2 separate regions of the Homo sapiens genome follow, and region 2 is linked to region 1. The links are chromatin loops, found by intact Hi-C in ENCODE. Cell type or tissue: stomach. All regions are shown on one strand. Each heading gives the region's core, and the rest is flanking DNA. Links, peaks and the distances in the headings are about the cores only. Region 1 overlaps GREM1 (gremlin 1, DAN family BMP antagonist). Region 2 holds the start of LOC107984089 (a long non-coding RNA gene).

Evidence for each region. A loop is a pair of places that touch in the nucleus more often than their neighbours do. Peaks named below come from ENCODE experiments on the same cell type or tissue, not always from the same donor. Only the 100,000 strongest peaks of a DNase experiment are listed, where the experiment ranks them.
Region 2: it touches region 1 in a loop (8-fold over the local background); 8 of 110 quality-filtered maps call a loop at or near these places.

The regions. Positions count from the first base shown.
Region 1 is chr15:32,727,014-32,735,356 of GRCh38, forward strand. GREM1 (gremlin 1, DAN family BMP antagonist) reads left to right here. Exons shown (of 2, transcript NM_013372.7): 2 at 3,677-8,343. The coding sequence starts at 3,678. The coding sequence ends at 4,232. Among named protein-coding and RNA genes, the nearest start is that of GREM1-AS1, 12 kb to the left of the region's middle. RefSeq lists an enhancer at 3,853-4,392. In stomach, for the core only: no CTCF peak of the experiment used is centred there; a DNase peak (open chromatin) is centred at 3,888.
Region 2 is chr15:32,778,872-32,787,214 of GRCh38, forward strand. All of the region lies in intron 19 of FMN1 (formin 1), which reads right to left. It overlaps LOC107984089 (a long non-coding RNA gene), which reads left to right and starts at 5,607. Exons shown (of 3, transcript XR_002957769.2): 1 at 5,607-5,803. RefSeq lists an enhancer at 2,887-3,450. In stomach, for the core only: no CTCF peak of the experiment used is centred there; no DNase peak of the experiment used is centred there.

The DNA of each region.
Region 1 (8,343 bases), core at 299-8,298:
TAGTAGCCTACCAACCAAAAAAAGCCCAGGACCAGACAGATTCACAGCCGAAGTCTACCAGAGGTACAAAGAGGAGCTAGTACCATTCCTTCTGAAACTATTCCAAACAATAGAAAAAGAAGGACTCCTCCCTAACTCATTTTATGAGGCCAGCATCATCCTGATACCAAAACCTGGCAGAGACACAACATAAAAAAGGAAATTCAGGCCAATATCCCTGATGAACATTGATGTGAAAATCCTCAATAAAATACTGGCAGCACATCAAAAAGCTTACCTGCCATGATCAAGTTGGCTTCATCCCTGGGATGCAAGGCTGGTTCAACATACGCAAATCAATAAACGTAATCAATCACATACACAGAACCAATGACAAAAACCACATGATTATCTCAATAGATGCAGAAAAGGCCTTCGATAAAATTCAACACCCCTTCAATGCTAAGAACTCTCAATAAACTAGGTATTGATGAAACATATCTCAAAATAATAAGAGTTATTTATGACAAACCCACAGCCAGTATCATACTGAATGGGCAAAAGCTGGAAGCATTCCCTTTGAAAACCGCCACAAGGATGACTTCTCTCACCACTCCTATTCAACATACTATTGGAAGTTCTGGCCAGGGCAAGCAGGCAAGACAAATAAATAAAGGGTATTCAAATAGGAAGAGAGGAAGTCAAATTGTCTCTGTTTGCAGATGACATGATTGTATATTTAGAAAACCCCATCATCTCAGCCCAAAATCTCCTTAAGCTGATAAGCAACTTCAGCAAAGTCTCAGGATACAAAATCAATGTGCAAAAATCACAAGCATTCCTATACACCAATAATAGACAAACAGCCAAATCATGAGTGAACTCCCATTCACAAGTGCTACAAAGAATAAAATACCTAGGAATCCAACTTACAAGGGATGTGAAGGACCTCTTCAAGGAGAACTACAGACCACTGCTCAAGGTAATAAGAGAGGACACAAACAAATGGAAAAACATTCCATGCTCATGGATAGGAAGAATCAATATTATGAAAATGGCCATACTGCCCAAAACAATTTATAGATTCAATGCCATCCCCATCAAGCTACCACTGACTTCCTTCACAGAATTAGAAAAAAACTACTTTAAATTTCATATGGAACTGAAAAAAGAGCCGGTATAGCCAAGACGATCCTAAGCAAAAAGAAAAAAGCTGGAAGCATCATGCTACCTGACTTCAAACTATACTACAAGGCTACAGTAACAAAAACAGCATGGTATAGTATAAGTGCTTTTTTTTAAAAGACAAAGTAAAGTAATTTTTTTGTTGTTGGGGTAAAACAAAAGCTCTGCATAAAGAGCAGGGATGTTGTAACATACACTGACCAAAGGTGGGAAACCTACAGTTGGAGCAGAAGCTGAATGTCACATTATCAGCTCCGAACTTATAATGGTCTAAAAGTACTAGGTTAATGTTGGAAAGATGGTGCCATTTAAAGATATCTTAAATTCAATATTTAATTATTTTAATTTGACATTATCCTAGAGTTGAATGGTGTTTACTTACCATGTGCTGTTCATTAGAAAATCTAGATCCTACACTGCCTTTGCGCAAGGTAGTTGCTCTAATAATACCAACCTGTCCAGTTTTGGTGGGAGAAATAATGTTACTGTTAAGTTGCACTTAGTGGTTATTATGTGTAATACTGGTATTCCAAAGAGAGAAGGAAAATGTTTGCTACACAGCTGTGTTCTTAGGTTCAGAAAACCACAGGAGTGGGACAGGAGAACCTTCAGGATTCAGGTCCGATTGTTGTGATGGCCGCAGGAGGGAGACTGTGAATTTGAAACTGCATCCATTGAAAAGAAAATCCCTCCACACTTTAATAATTCTCTCCGTGCCCCATGGCAGCAAGTGCTTATAGGCCTTGCTACTCAAAGCTTAATAAAAAGGCAGACCTGCTGAATCATAATCTGCATCTTAACAATATCCCCAGATATTGTCTGCACTTTCTTTTTTTTTTTCTTTCTTTCTTTCTTCTTTTTTTTGAGACAGAGTCTCGCTCAGTCACCCAGGCTGGAGTGCAGTGGCGCGATCTCGGCTCACTGCAAGCTCTGACTCCCGGGTTCACGCCATTCTCCTGCCTTAGACTCCCGAGTAGCTGGCACTACAGGCGCCCGCCACTACGCCCGGCTAATTTTTTTGTATTTTTAGTAGAGATGGGGTTTCACCGTGTTAGCCAGGATGGTCTCGATCTCCTGACCTCGTGATCCGCCGCCCATCTGGGCCTCCCAAAGTGCTGGGATTACAGGCGTGAGCCACTGCGCCCGGCCAATTGTCTGCACTTTCAAGTCTAAGAAGCACTGTCCCAGGAGGAAAATCTTTTTAGTCTGTCTGAGGCTTCTCTCTTGCACTCTCCTTTTTAAAAATATGCTGCTCCTTCTCCACCTTTCCCTCTTCTTCCGCCTTTTCTGTCTGCCTTTACTACCTCCCCTGAACATTCAACTTGTAGAAGAGTTCCCCTTTCTCTGAATTGCATTCTTCACTTCATTCATTCTTTTCTCTCTCTGTCTATGGTTTCCTATTTTTTGTCGGTTTTCCCTCACCTCACCTCCTTGTTATTTTTTGCCATTGTTCACATATCACTGCCCTTTCAGACCCATATCTAGCTTCTGACCCATCCACTAATCCATTGCCACTAATTTATTCAGCATGCCCATGCCATTTATTAATGTAAATATTTGCACATACTTGTTCTATCATGCCCATTTTTCTACCTTTTAAATTGTATATACACAGACACATGTGAATGACATATTTCACTATTTAAAAGGTAGAAAAATGTATATCGTGGTACAAAGTGATACATTGAGTATCTGTGCCCAGTTTCAAGATGAGAATAAGTGAGAGGTGAAGCCTCATGAGTCACGTCACCTACACGCTACTGTCTTTCATTCCATCTGCAGTACTGCCACACATTTGGTTAGTTCTCCAATTGCTGTCACATTGACATCGAGTTGGATCTGAACAGCGTACCTGGGGAGACGAAGTATTGGTATCTTTGCTTAAATGGAGTGATTTACTGAGAGACAAAGTGACATCTTTAAGATCAGATAGCAAGTTACTGCACCAGGAGCGCGACCTTTCCTGTTTTGTTGTTTTCCCTCTGTCAAATGCCTTCTGGTCTCCATGAATCTCTCCTTCCACATATGATAAAAATGCAAAGTCTCATAAGCATTCACAGCTCAGGAAGCCTCAGGCTAGTTGGGGAGAAAAGACTGGGAGGTTTCCGGAGGAATGAAGTCCTCTGAGCAGAGAGGTTAATTCATCTTGCTGTAAAACAAAATAGAAAATAAGTTCCCCTCAATAAGTGAACGTAATACAAAGACAAATGTGGTTGGTGCCAGAGGCCAGGAAGAAGTTCTTGTGAGAATAGGTGCAGAGAAGAGCTAGGCCCTGGCTGAGTTTAAACCTTGACTTAGTCACTGTGGGACTCTGGGTGAGTTACTCCATGGATTGATGGCTGGGTCATGGAGATAATAGTACCTAATTCATACAGGTACTGTGAGAAGTAAATGGAATATTTCACGTTAAGTGTTTAACGGTGCGTTTAAATGCTAGGTGCTATTATTATTAATTTTTAAATTAACTTTGCCATGTTTTGTGTCTTCCCCTCTCTGTGCTTCCTTTCTTTAGTATGAGCCGCACAGCCTACACGGTGGGAGCCCTGCTTCTCCTCTTGGGGACCCTGCTGCCGGCTGCTGAAGGGAAAAAGAAAGGGTCCCAAGGTGCCATCCCCCCGCCAGACAAGGCCCAGCACAATGACTCAGAGCAGACTCAGTCGCCCCAGCAGCCTGGCTCCAGGAACCGGGGGCGGGGCCAAGGGCGGGGCACTGCCATGCCCGGGGAGGAGGTGCTGGAGTCCAGCCAAGAGGCCCTGCATGTGACGGAGCGCAAATACCTGAAGCGAGACTGGTGCAAAACCCAGCCGCTTAAGCAGACCATCCACGAGGAAGGCTGCAACAGTCGCACCATCATCAACCGCTTCTGTTACGGCCAGTGCAACTCTTTCTACATCCCCAGGCACATCCGGAAGGAGGAAGGTTCCTTTCAGTCCTGCTCCTTCTGCAAGCCCAAGAAATTCACTACCATGATGGTCACACTCAACTGCCCTGAACTACAGCCACCTACCAAGAAGAAGAGAGTCACACGTGTGAAGCAGTGTCGTTGCATATCCATCGATTTGGATTAAGCCAAATCCAGGTGCACCCAGCATGTCCTAGGAATGCAGCCCCAGGAAGTCCCAGACCTAAAACAACCAGATTCTTACTTGGCTTAAACCTAGAGGCCAGAAGAACCCCCAGCTGCCTCCTGGCAGGAGCCTGCTTGTGCGTAGTTCGTGTGCATGAGTGTGGATGGGTGCCTGTGGGTGTTTTTAGACACCAGAGAAAACACAGTCTCTGCTAGAGAGCACTCCCTATTTTGTAAACATATCTGCTTTAATGGGGATGTACCAGAAACCCACCTCACCCCGGCTCACATCTAAAGGGGCGGGGCCGTGGTCTGGTTCTGACTTTGTGTTTTTGTGCCCTCCTGGGGACCAGAATCTCCTTTCGGAATGAATGTTCATGGAAGAGGCTCCTCTGAGGGCAAGAGACCTGTTTTAGTGCTGCATTCGACATGGAAAAGTCCTTTTAACCTGTGCTTGCATCCTCCTTTCCTCCTCCTCCTCACAATCCATCTCTTCTTAAGTTGATAGTGACTATGTCAGTCTAATCTCTTGTTTGCCAAGGTTCCTAAATTAATTCACTTAACCATGATGCAAATGTTTTTCATTTTGTGAAGACCCTCCAGACTCTGGGAGAGGCTGGTGTGGGCAAGGACAAGCAGGATAGTGGAGTGAGAAAGGGAGGGTGGAGGGTGAGGCCAAATCAGGTCCAGCAAAAGTCAGTAGGGACATTGCAGAAGCTTGAAAGGCCAATACCAGAACACAGGCTGATGCTTCTGAGAAAGTCTTTTCCTAGTATTTAACAGAACCCAAGTGAACAGAGGAGAAATGAGATTGCCAGAAAGTGATTAACTTTGGCCGTTGCAATCTGCTCAAACCTAACACCAAACTGAAAACATAAATACTGACCACTCCTATGTTCGGACCCAAGCAAGTTAGCTAAACCAAACCAACTCCTCTGCTTTGTCCCTCAGGTGGAAAAGAGAGGTAGTTTAGAACTCTCTGCATAGGGGTGGGAATTAATCAAAAACCTCAGAGGCTGAAATTCCTAATACCTTTCCTTTATCGTGGTTATAGTCAGCTCATTTCCATTCCACTATTTCCCATAATGCTTCTGAGAGCCACTAACTTGATTGATAAAGATCCTGCCTCTGCTGAGTGTACCTGACAGTAGTCTAAGATGAGAGAGTTTAGGGACTACTCTGTTTTAGCAAGAGATATTTTGGGGGTCTTTTTGTTTTAACTATTGTCAGGAGATTGGGCTAAAGAGAAGACGACGAGAGTAAGGAAATAAAGGGAATTGCCTCTGGCTAGAGAGTAGTTAGGTGTTAATACCTGGTAGAGATGTAAGGGATATGACCTCCCTTTCTTTATGTGCTCACTGAGGATCTGAGGGGACCCTGTTAGGAGAGCATAGCATCATGATGTATTAGCTGTTCATCTGCTACTGGTTGGATGGACATAACTATTGTAACTATTCAGTATTTACTGGTAGGCACTGTCCTCTGATTAAACTTGGCCTACTGGCAATGGCTACTTAGGATTGATCTAAGGGCCAAAGTGCAGGGTGGGTGAACTTTATTGTACTTTGGATTTGGTTAACCTGTTTTCTTCAAGCCTGAGGTTTTATATACAAACTCCCTGAATACTCTTTTTGCCTTGTATCTTCTCAGCCTCCTAGCCAAGTCCTATGTAATATGGAAAACAAACACTGCAGACTTGAGATTCAGTTGCCGATCAAGGCTCTGGCATTCAGAGAACCCTTGCAACTCGAGAAGCTGTTTTTATTTCGTTTTTGTTTTGATCCAGTGCTCTCCCATCTAACAACTAAACAGGAGCCATTTCAAGGCGGGAGATATTTTAAACACCCAAAATGTTGGGTCTGATTTTCAAACTTTTAAACTCACTACTGATGATTCTCACGCTAGGCGAATTTGTCCAAACACATAGTGTGTGTGTTTTGTATACACTGTATGACCCCACCCCAAATCTTTGTATTGTCCACATTCTCCAACAATAAAGCACAGAGTGGATTTAATTAAGCACACAAATGCTAAGGCAGAATTTTGAGGGTGGGAGAGAAGAAAAGGGAAAGAAGCTGAAAATGTAAAACCACACCAGGGAGGAAAAATGACATTCAGAACCAGCAAACACTGAATTTCTCTTGTTGTTTTAACTCTGCCACAAGAATGCAATTTCGTTAACGGAGATGACTTAAGTTGGCAGCAGTAATCTTCTTTTAGGAGCTTGTACCACAGTCTTGCACATAAGTGCAGATTTGGCTCAAGTAAAGAGAATTTCCTCAACACTAACTTCACTGGGATAATCAGCAGCGTAACTACCCTAAAAGCATATCACTAGCCAAAGAGGGAAATATCTGTTCTTCTTACTGTGCCTATATTAAGACTAGTACAAATGTGGTGTGTCTTCCAACTTTCATTGAAAATGCCATATCTATACCATATTTTATTCGAGTCACTGATGATGTAATGATATATTTTTTCATTATTATAGTAGAATATTTTTATGGCAAGATATTTGTGGTCTTGATCATACCTATTAAAATAATGCCAAACACCAAATATGAATTTTATGATGTACACTTTGTGCTTGGCATTAAAAGAAAAAAACACACATCCTGGAAGTCTGTAAGTTGTTTTTTGTTACTGTAGGTCTTCAAAGTTAAGAGTGTAAGTGAAAAATCTGGAGGAGAGGATAATTTCCACTGTGTGGAATGTGAATAGTTAAATGAAAAGTTATGGTTATTTAATGTAATTATTACTTCAAATCCTTTGGTCACTGTGATTTCAAGCATGTTTTCTTTTTCTCCTTTATATGACTTTCTCTGAGTTGGGCAAAGAAGAAGCTGACACACCGTATGTTGTTAGAGTCTTTTATCTGGTCAGGGGAAACAAAATCTTGACCCAGCTGAACATGTCTTCCTGAGTCAGTGCCTGAATCTTTATTTTTTAAATTGAATGTTCCTTAAAGGTTAACATTTCTAAAGCAATATTAAGAAAGACTTTAAATGTTATTTTGGAAGACTTACGATGCATGTATACAAACGAATAGCAGATAATGATGACTAGTTCACACATAAAGTCCTTTTAAGGAGAAAATCTAAAATGAAAAGTGGATAAACAGAACATTTATAAGTGATCAGTTAATGCCTAAGAGTGAAAGTAGTTCTATTGACATTCCTCAAGATATTTAATATCAACTGCATTATGTATTATGTCTGCTTAAATCATTTAAAAACGGCAAAGAATTATATAGACTATGAGGTACCTTGCTGTGTAGGAGGATGAAAGGGGAGTTGATAGTCTCATAAAACTAATTTGGCTTCAAGTTTCATGAATCTGTAACTAGAATTTAATTTTCACCCCAATAATGTTCTATATAGCCTTTGCTAAAGAGCAACTAATAAATTAAACCTATTCTTTCTGTGTGTGTGAGCGTGCGTTTGTGTTTGGTAGTGTTCCTAGGGCAGAGGTGGAGCAGGGATGCACTTATCATGGGAAGGGAGGTAGAAAAGAGAATTGGATAGCCTGTGATCTTTGGTGGAATTTATTCCTTTTGCCTAGGCCTTTCAGACCCTGCTTGATTTCCGTAGGACACTTCAGGTTGTGGCAAGGGAGAGCTGGTCTGCAATCGGAAGTACCAGCCTCTTCCCTAGAGCACAACTAGAAAGAAGAACTATAGAGTGTTATAAGGGAGGCCCTGAGATGGAAGGACCATCACACAGAAATGATAATATCTTCATTTCAGGGTGTTCCAGGGGAAAAGCAGGAGAAAGATTTGGGGCTCAGTAGAAGGAAAAGCTTCCTAGTGGTAAGAGTGATTGGCAATACCATGAGGTACCTTTAAAAGATAGTGAACTCCTGTCCTTGGAAATATTAAACCACAGGCTAGATATCATTTAATAGGGATGTGAAGTAGAGTAAGTCACTGCCCTTGGTGTGCAATTGTGAACTTGTCAATTTCTGAGGTCCCTTTCTACTTAGATATATAATACAAGATTTCTATTAGGTATGGGTGCTCTGATGATAATGAAAATCCCAGCAGCTATGTATGGGATGGTTACACCAGACACTGTGCTAAGGATTTTCTTTGAATTGTTTCTCACTCAATCTTC
Region 2 (8,343 bases), core at 24-8,023, 52 kb after region 1:
TTTATAGAACCACTATTTATAGTAATCAAGAGTAGAAGCAACCAAATTTCCATCACCTGATGGAAAAATTAAATGTGGTATATCCATACAATGGAATACTACTGAGCCATAAAAAGGAATGAATTTGCTGATACATGCTACAACATGGATGTACCTCAAAAACATTGTGCTAAGTGAAAGAAGCCAATCACAAAAACACATGACTCTATTTATATGAAATGTTCAGAACAGGCAAATCCATACAGAAAGTAGGTTAGCAAAACTATGGGTTTCCCCATGCTGGGGAAAATGGGGAGTTATTGCTAACCAGTCAAAGATTTCCTCTAAAATCAGATAGAGGTAATGGTTGTAGACCCTTGTGAACATACTAAAAACCACTGTGTAGTGAAGTGATACTAATGTGTATGGAATTGTACACTTTAAAAGGGTGAATTTTATGATATGTAAATTCTATCTCAATACAACTTATTAAAAATTCATTAATTCAGCATGATAGTATTTCTTACCCATCAGGTTGGCAAATGTAAACAATTAGACAATATTAACTGTTTGTGAGGATGCAGGGGAATGGGAAGTGCCACACAGTGCACTAAGGAGAAGAAATTGGTCTAGTTGGGTTTGGCAATATCAAGTAAAACTGAAAGCATGTACACTCTACGAGCCATCAAGTTTTCTTGTAGGGAGATACCAAAAAGAATTATAAACAGACACAGAGCTTTCACTGTGGCAATATATGCAATCAAGAAAAACTACAGACAACCTAATGAATAGGTTCAACAGGGTGATATATGAGAATAGCAAATAACAACTAACATTTATTGGGTACTTAATCTGTACCAGGTGCTGTTCTACCTACTGTATTTGAATTAAACTTAATTTTCACAACTCTGTGAGATAGGAACTTCTACTATTCCCATTTCATAGGTCTTAACCACCATGCAATGTGCAATGCTGCTTATGTACTGTATTCATTCAACAGAATAGGGTATAACAGTGAGAAGGAATGAACTAGATCTACAAATTCAAAAATCACAGGAATCAGAGGCATGATACTGAGAGTGAAGAATCCTGCAGTGATACAGTGAATAGTCCATCTGTGATGATGGTCAAGAGCTCAGGCTCCAAAGCCTGATTGCAGAATTAATTCTCAGCCCTATCACTTATTAACTGTGTGACCCTGCACAAGGGAACTCTCTGTGTGCCTTATTTCCTAAAAAACATGACAGTAATAGTGCATGCTACATAGGATCAATAAGAGGACTGAGACAGTATCAGAAGCATGTGAACCAGAGCAACTCCATCTTCAATAGAAGCTGGGTAAAATGAGGCTGGAACCTTTTGGGCTGCATTTCCAGATGACTAAGGCATTGTAAGACACAGGAAGAGACATGAGGTCAGCACAAGATACAGGTCATAAAGACCTTGCTGATAAAATAGGTTGCAGTAAAGAAGCTGACCCAAACTCTCCAAAACCAAGATGGCCACCTAGTGACCTCTGGTCGTCCTCACTGCTACACTCCCATTAGTGCCAAGACAGTTTACAAATGTCATGGCAATAGTCAGGAAGTTACCCTGTATGGTCTTAAAAAAGGGAGGCATGAATAATCTATCCCTTATTTAGCATGTCATCAAAAAATAACCATAAAAGTGGGCAGCCAGCAGCTCTCAAGGCTGTTCTGCCTATGGAGTAGCCATTCTTTTATTCCTTTACTTTCCTGATAAACTTGCTTTCCCTGTACTCTACAGACTCACCCTGTATCCTTTCTTGTGTGAGATCCAAGAACCCTCTTTTGGGGTCTGGATTGGGACCACTTTCCTGTAACATCTTTCTGGCAACCACAGAAGGGACTATAGTGAGGAAACCCCTGACCCAAAGGCTAGCTTTGGGTAACCGGTGGGGTCCTGTATCAGCAGTACAGCTCCAGGCAGGCGGTAATAGCAGAATAAATGTAAGCTGCTATTGTTACTTTGCATGCAGTATGCTACACTGTGCGTATAATTTTAAATTGAACCCATACATACAGACATCTATCTGTATTTATATATGGATACACACATATGAAAGTATTCAAAATAGACTAGAAAGATACTCAATAATTTCATGATAGAGGTTATTGCTAGAAAGATCTGGGAAGAGAATGACACTGGCAATAATATGCCAAGTAGAATTTCATTTTATCTGTAATACTTCATTTTTAAACTTAAAATCTTAAAGAATATATGATGCATGTTAATAGTTATAATTCTAGGTAGTGGGAATATGGGTGTGATATGCTATCTTTTATATTTTTATTTTTAAAATTTCTTCAAAAAATCTTCAAAATAGTAAATACTTAAAGATCTATCAACTCAGACATTTAAAAAATATGCTTTTTCTTCCATGCTTCAAATAAAAATATCTTACTTAATATTAATCACATACTTGTTGGCATCTGTAAGTGGCTGAGTAGCTTAGCTCTTTATTTAGCTAATGTTATACAATTTGCTTAAAACACACATTTAGTAATCCCATCTCCCTGCCCACATGCACACGTTAGTTACAATGAATTCAACATTCTTACTTGTGCACTGGACAATAAATTAATTCTACTGTTGCAGTGGGAAAGCAGCCATCTGAAAAATGCATCAACGACCGGGCTATGCTATGTTCTGATAGATTTTATTGACAAATACTGGTAGTGGGCCAGATCCGGCTCATAGGCTGTAGTCTGCCAATTCCTGGACTGTATCATAGGATTCAAAATCTTATGCTTTTGGACTGGCAATACAATCTCCCTGCTATAAACCCAGTTTACTTATCTTACCTTTTCAGACCCAGATCTGTTGTTGTATTCGTAGTATGCTGGTTTAATTAGCTGAGTATCCTTGGATAAGTCATGTAACCCCCAAACCTCAATTTCCTCATCTCTTTAAAGTGTGAATAATACCACACCTAATAACATTGTTGCTATAAAAATTAAAGAAAATACTATATGTGATTACTGATCAAGCATCTTTTCCTTCACCTCACTCCACGTGTTCCATGACCCACCCAAACGACTTACATTCTTTGTACATGGCTTTTTCTCACCTTTGCATCTTGCTTTTACTGTTCCCTCAATGACGGTCTGAGTCATTTCCATGCATGCAAATTCTTCCCATTCTTCTATTTACAGCTTAAGTGTCAAAGTCATGAAAGCTTCCTTCATCTCTCTTAGCCAGAAGTAATTGCTCTTTTCTTAAATGACAAAGCACTTTGTGCCTCTCTTAAGGTACTTAAGGCATTTCATCTTAGAACTGAGTAGGTGTCTTATTTTTCTTAAACCATTGGAATGACTTAGGGACAACGAGCAGGATTTATCCATATTTGGGACCTCTCCTTGTTCCTTTACCCAGCACTGTACCATGCTCAAGTCAGTTCTTAGTATCTACGTGACAAATGACATGCATTGATAACTTTTGTTTTTCTGACTTAAACAATTTAAATGTTTAGTAAATAGTTATAAAATGATTGCTTTTTGCATTTATCCTTGGGAAAAAACTATAAAAACATTTAGAAGTGTAGTTCCAGTTACTGATTAGCTGATTAAGTCTTAAACAAGGAAAAAGAAAAGATACTCAAGGCCACCCAAATGTGCTAAATATTTACACGTGTCATCTTATGTATAGATTCCAAGATACTTAAAAGTATCCACATTACTTTGCCCACAAGGAGACTAAGACTCAGTGAGGTTATGTGACTTTGTCCCAAGTCTGGAATTTATTTCTCCCACTTAGGAGGTAAGGGCTTTTTGCATTTAATCAAAGAAAATTTGCTGGTTAGACAGTTTCTAGCTGCATACACGCTCAACCTCCTCATTGTTTGTGGACTTGTTTTTGTTTCTGGCCTAAATGTTGGCTCTAATGTCCATCAGTAGATGACTGGACAAAGAAAATGTGGATCACATACACCATGAAATACTATGCAGTCATAAAAAGAATGAAATCACGTCCATTGCAGCAACATAGATGGAGCTGCAGATCATTATCCTAAGTGAAATAACTCAGAAAGAGAAAATCAAATACTGCATGGTCTCACTTATAAGTGGGAGCTAAACAGTGGTTACACATGGACATATAGAGGGAAATAACAGACGCTGGGGGTGGGGAGAGTGGGGAAGACAGTGAGGGTCAACAAATAATCTACTGGGTACAAGGTTCACTCTTCAGGTGATGGATACAGTAGAAGCCCAAACCCTGCCACTATGAAATACATCCGTGTAACAAACCTGCACAAATCCATGTACCTCCTGAATTGATAAAAACAAAAAAAAATAAAGGTTATATGGCAATCCTTACAAAAGAATTTGGAAATATAGGAAACAAACAAACATATCAGAGAAAGAAAATATATATTCTCAATTGATAAACGTCTCAGTAAAATTTTTGAAAACTTTATCTTTTCCTCTTTCTCATTATCATGCATATGCTCCCTAAGGAGTTATTGGGAGCCCCAGTAAATACCAAGTGCTGCCAAAGACTACTGAGGAAAGACACAAGTGTAAGATGGGAAAGTGAGTCATGTCCTCTGATGTTCTTGCCTAGTCTTGACTCTGTAGAAGTTGACTGTAACCTGGCCGGGTGTGGTGGCTCACGCCTGTAATCCCAGCACTTTGGGAGGCCGAGGTGAGTGGATCATGAAGTCAGATCGAAACCATCCTGGCTAACACAGTGAATCCCCATCTCGACTAAAAATACAAAAAATTAGCCAGATGTGGTGGTGGGCGCCTGTAGTCCCAGCTACTCAGGAGGCTGAGGCAGGAGAATGGCGTGAACCCGGGGTCGGGGGAGCTTGCAGTGAGCTGAGATTGTGCCACTGCACTCCAGCCTGGGCGACAGAGCGAGACTCTGTTTCAAAAAAAAAAAAAAAAAAAAAAAAAAAAAAAAAAAAAAAATAGTTGAAGTGGCGTGGCTTTCCATTTAGAGATTTAGGCTCCCCACTGTTATAGCCTCATCTTTTGGGAAAGCCTATGGGCATACTGTGGGCTTTCTACAGGTTAGAGGCATACAGCTGCAGCTAAATCAAGTCAATTTTCAGAATCTAGCCATCTGTGAGACTGAGGAAGTACCAAGTCTTTATTCTTTTGACATTCAGTATTTCACTGGTTTGTGTTGTACAAGGCAGAAGATACTGAAATCATTATGAAGTTTGTAATAACAGAAGTGCTTTTATTTTTGACCACAGGGATTGAGCACACCAGCCAATCAAGAGATAAATGAGATATGGAGGAAATGGGGCAGATAAGAGTGTTCAGGCTGCTTTACACTCCTTTTCACTATTGGAAAATCCAATAGTTTGGAGCAGTGTTTGTAAACTATTTTTCAAAGAGCTTTAACCTTCAGCAAAGGTGTTTCAGGGAGAAGAGGCAGAATTAGGGGATCCTCCAGATGCCAATGTTGGCAAGCTCTGCTTCAGTTAGAAAAGCTTTACTTTGTTTTATACATTGATGATTTATGTATGTTTTTAGACAAAAAGAGGTCTGCTTTTTTTTTTTTAACAGAACTTTTTGAAGCTCCTAGGGGGAAAAACAAAACAAAACAAAACAAAACAAAACAAACCTTCCTCTTCAGGAGAAAGACAACAGAAGCCAACAGAAAGCTTCTTCCTAAAGAACTGTCTATGAATATCTTAGAGGTAGACAACTGATTTAAGAAGACCAAGGGGATGATTCTTCTGACAGCCATAACCACAAGATTTCAGATTTTGGGCTCCAGTAAAACATCAAATCTACAAAAATCACAACATGGCCAGCTTTCCCACTCTCTTCTGCTTATTACTTTCCAGGTAAGTTCTAAGCCTGTGAGATCACCAGTGTCTGGCAAATACAGACAGGCACAGTGGGGACAGATCCAGATGAACCAGACTGTGGAAATAAGTGGGGCACCCATTTATTTCCCTCTCATAAAGGCAGAGATTGCCTCACATTTCATTATGATTCATTTTATTTATGGTCTTTTCTGGAATTTTGCTTGAGTTCCCTGATTTCTGCCCTATGCAACTTTCCAATGTCTATTTGCCTCCTTTGCTTTTAATAGCTTCAGAATGAAAATTAAATAGAGCTATCTTATTACACCTTGCCTATGGCTTCTCCCAACTTAATTCTGTGACTGCAATTAACTTTTTTTGGAGGGGGGTTCATCTGCTCATCCTCGTTTCCTTTCTTTCCCATTCAACGTATCTGTGTGAACTGTAACAAGACTGTCAACCTGTTAACTTTTGAGTAACTCTTAAGTATGATGCTAGGGGTGTGTGTGTGTGTGTGTATACGTACGTGTGTGTGTGTGTGTGTGTGTGTGTGTGTGTGTGTGTGTATATATATATATATATATTTTTTTTTTTTTTTTTTTGTAGAGATGAGGTTTCACCATGTTGCCCAGGCTGGTCTCAAACTCCTGAACTCAAGCAATCCACCTGCCTCAGCCTCCCAAAGTATTAGGATTACAGGTGTAAGCCATCAAGCCCAGACAAAGGCTAAGTTATATTTATAATGAAAAAAAGGAATTTAGGCTGATGACTGGCGTCTGGACACAACAGGTCTCAAATCATGGTTCAGGTTTGGGTTTACACTCTAACCTATGGAATTAATTTTAGTGTTTAAAAATAGGTAACTGGCCCCTGAAAATTAGCGTTATCTTTTAAACACCTATGGGTGATATGTTAGAAATTCTCCTAAATAATATGATTGGTTCATTTCAGTCAGTACAGAAAATACAATCTGGTAATACTATCAGGGCATTTTTGTTAATACATTACTTGCTTTTGTATTGTAGACAACAGGACCAAGAAGTGACTTCAGGAGCAGAGGAATAAACTTTTGGCCTCTAATGCTACTAGCTTTAAAAAGAAAGCCCTACCAGCTACCTAGTACAGTGTGACTAAAATTAATCACCGCTCGACTCAGATCATGTATGTTTCTTGATCCAAGCCATTAAAAGTTAATGGCTTTGGAAATATTGGCAGACAAAGGCAAAGAAAAGAGACACATTGAGGGAATATGGTTCATGAAAGGCATCTTGGGAAACACATGAGATCTGACCAGCTATAATATGAATCTCTTTAAAAAAAGATTTTAATATCACTCGTTGCTAAAGAAAGAAGATAAAAATGGTCTAAAAAATGGATACGGTATGCTCTGTGTGCCAACAGGTAATGTGCCTTTAAGTCAGCATGCCACAGGAAATGTCCACGTTCCCTAAAAAGTAGGATGATAAAAACTGAAGGTCCAAGCTGCTGCACCACTGGACTTACCCTAAATGTAAAGACAGGAGTTCAGAATCTCTCTAATAAATGCAAGAGCTCTTCATTCTCATGACTGTTCAGAAATACATGGACGAACATGATAAACAAAGGAACATGCAAAAAACACATTTTTACCACTGGCTCAGTCAATTCTGGCCTATGGTCCTTTGGAATGGTGAATAAGGTTTCCGTGGTATAAAAAAGGTATTGGCCCTCACTGTAGATCACACCTGTAAAATAAATGACTCACCAGTCTGACTACCCAATATAGCTTTGCTCTACCAGTCATTATCAGGGACAGCTTCTATGAGCAAATAATGACACTCTTATGGTCTCCCTTCAGAAGAAAAAGTCAGAAAAGGGGTATATAGAGCTTCAAGGATGAAATACAAAAAGGAGTGAATATTCACTCCTTTGCCATGATCTCCTTGCAGCTTTGAACTAAGTCACATCAGGCCAAGGCACAAGGAATAACATATAGACTTTGGGGCATCAGGGAAATGGCTTCCTTGCCTCAGAAAGCTCAATATCACATGGTTTATGGCATTTTGAATAGAGAAGATTGAGGGCAACGTTTTGATCTTTTTCTCATTAGGCTTACCTGAAACATAGATGGTATTAACGCCATAAGGGCTGTTTTAAATATGCTTTCAGAGGGATATGGCTGTGTCCAGCCATCCCTCCAACCACTGCCTGGTGGCCTGAACATCAGAAGTAAGGCTCTGTCCACTCTATATAGTTTGTTCAGGTCTTTTGATACTACTCGAGTCTATACAAGGTACAGCCCCCAGTTCCCAGAGCGAAATTGTTTCTCCAGGCGAAAACGGGCTAATGTCCAACTTTGATTCTAAATAAGTGAGATCGTAGAGACCTGACCAGGGCTGTGAGGACCACTCTCATTTCTATCCATCTTGACAACAGTCACTCACGAGGCATTTCTGAATTCCTGACATAACTATCGCACGAGGTTAACTGCTATAAAAGTCAATGAAATAAGTAAAGTCACTCCCTACTGTAAGAAAAAAACAACAACAAACTCATTAATTTCTCAATTTAAAGGGAAATTTTTTCCTTGCTGCAGCAGC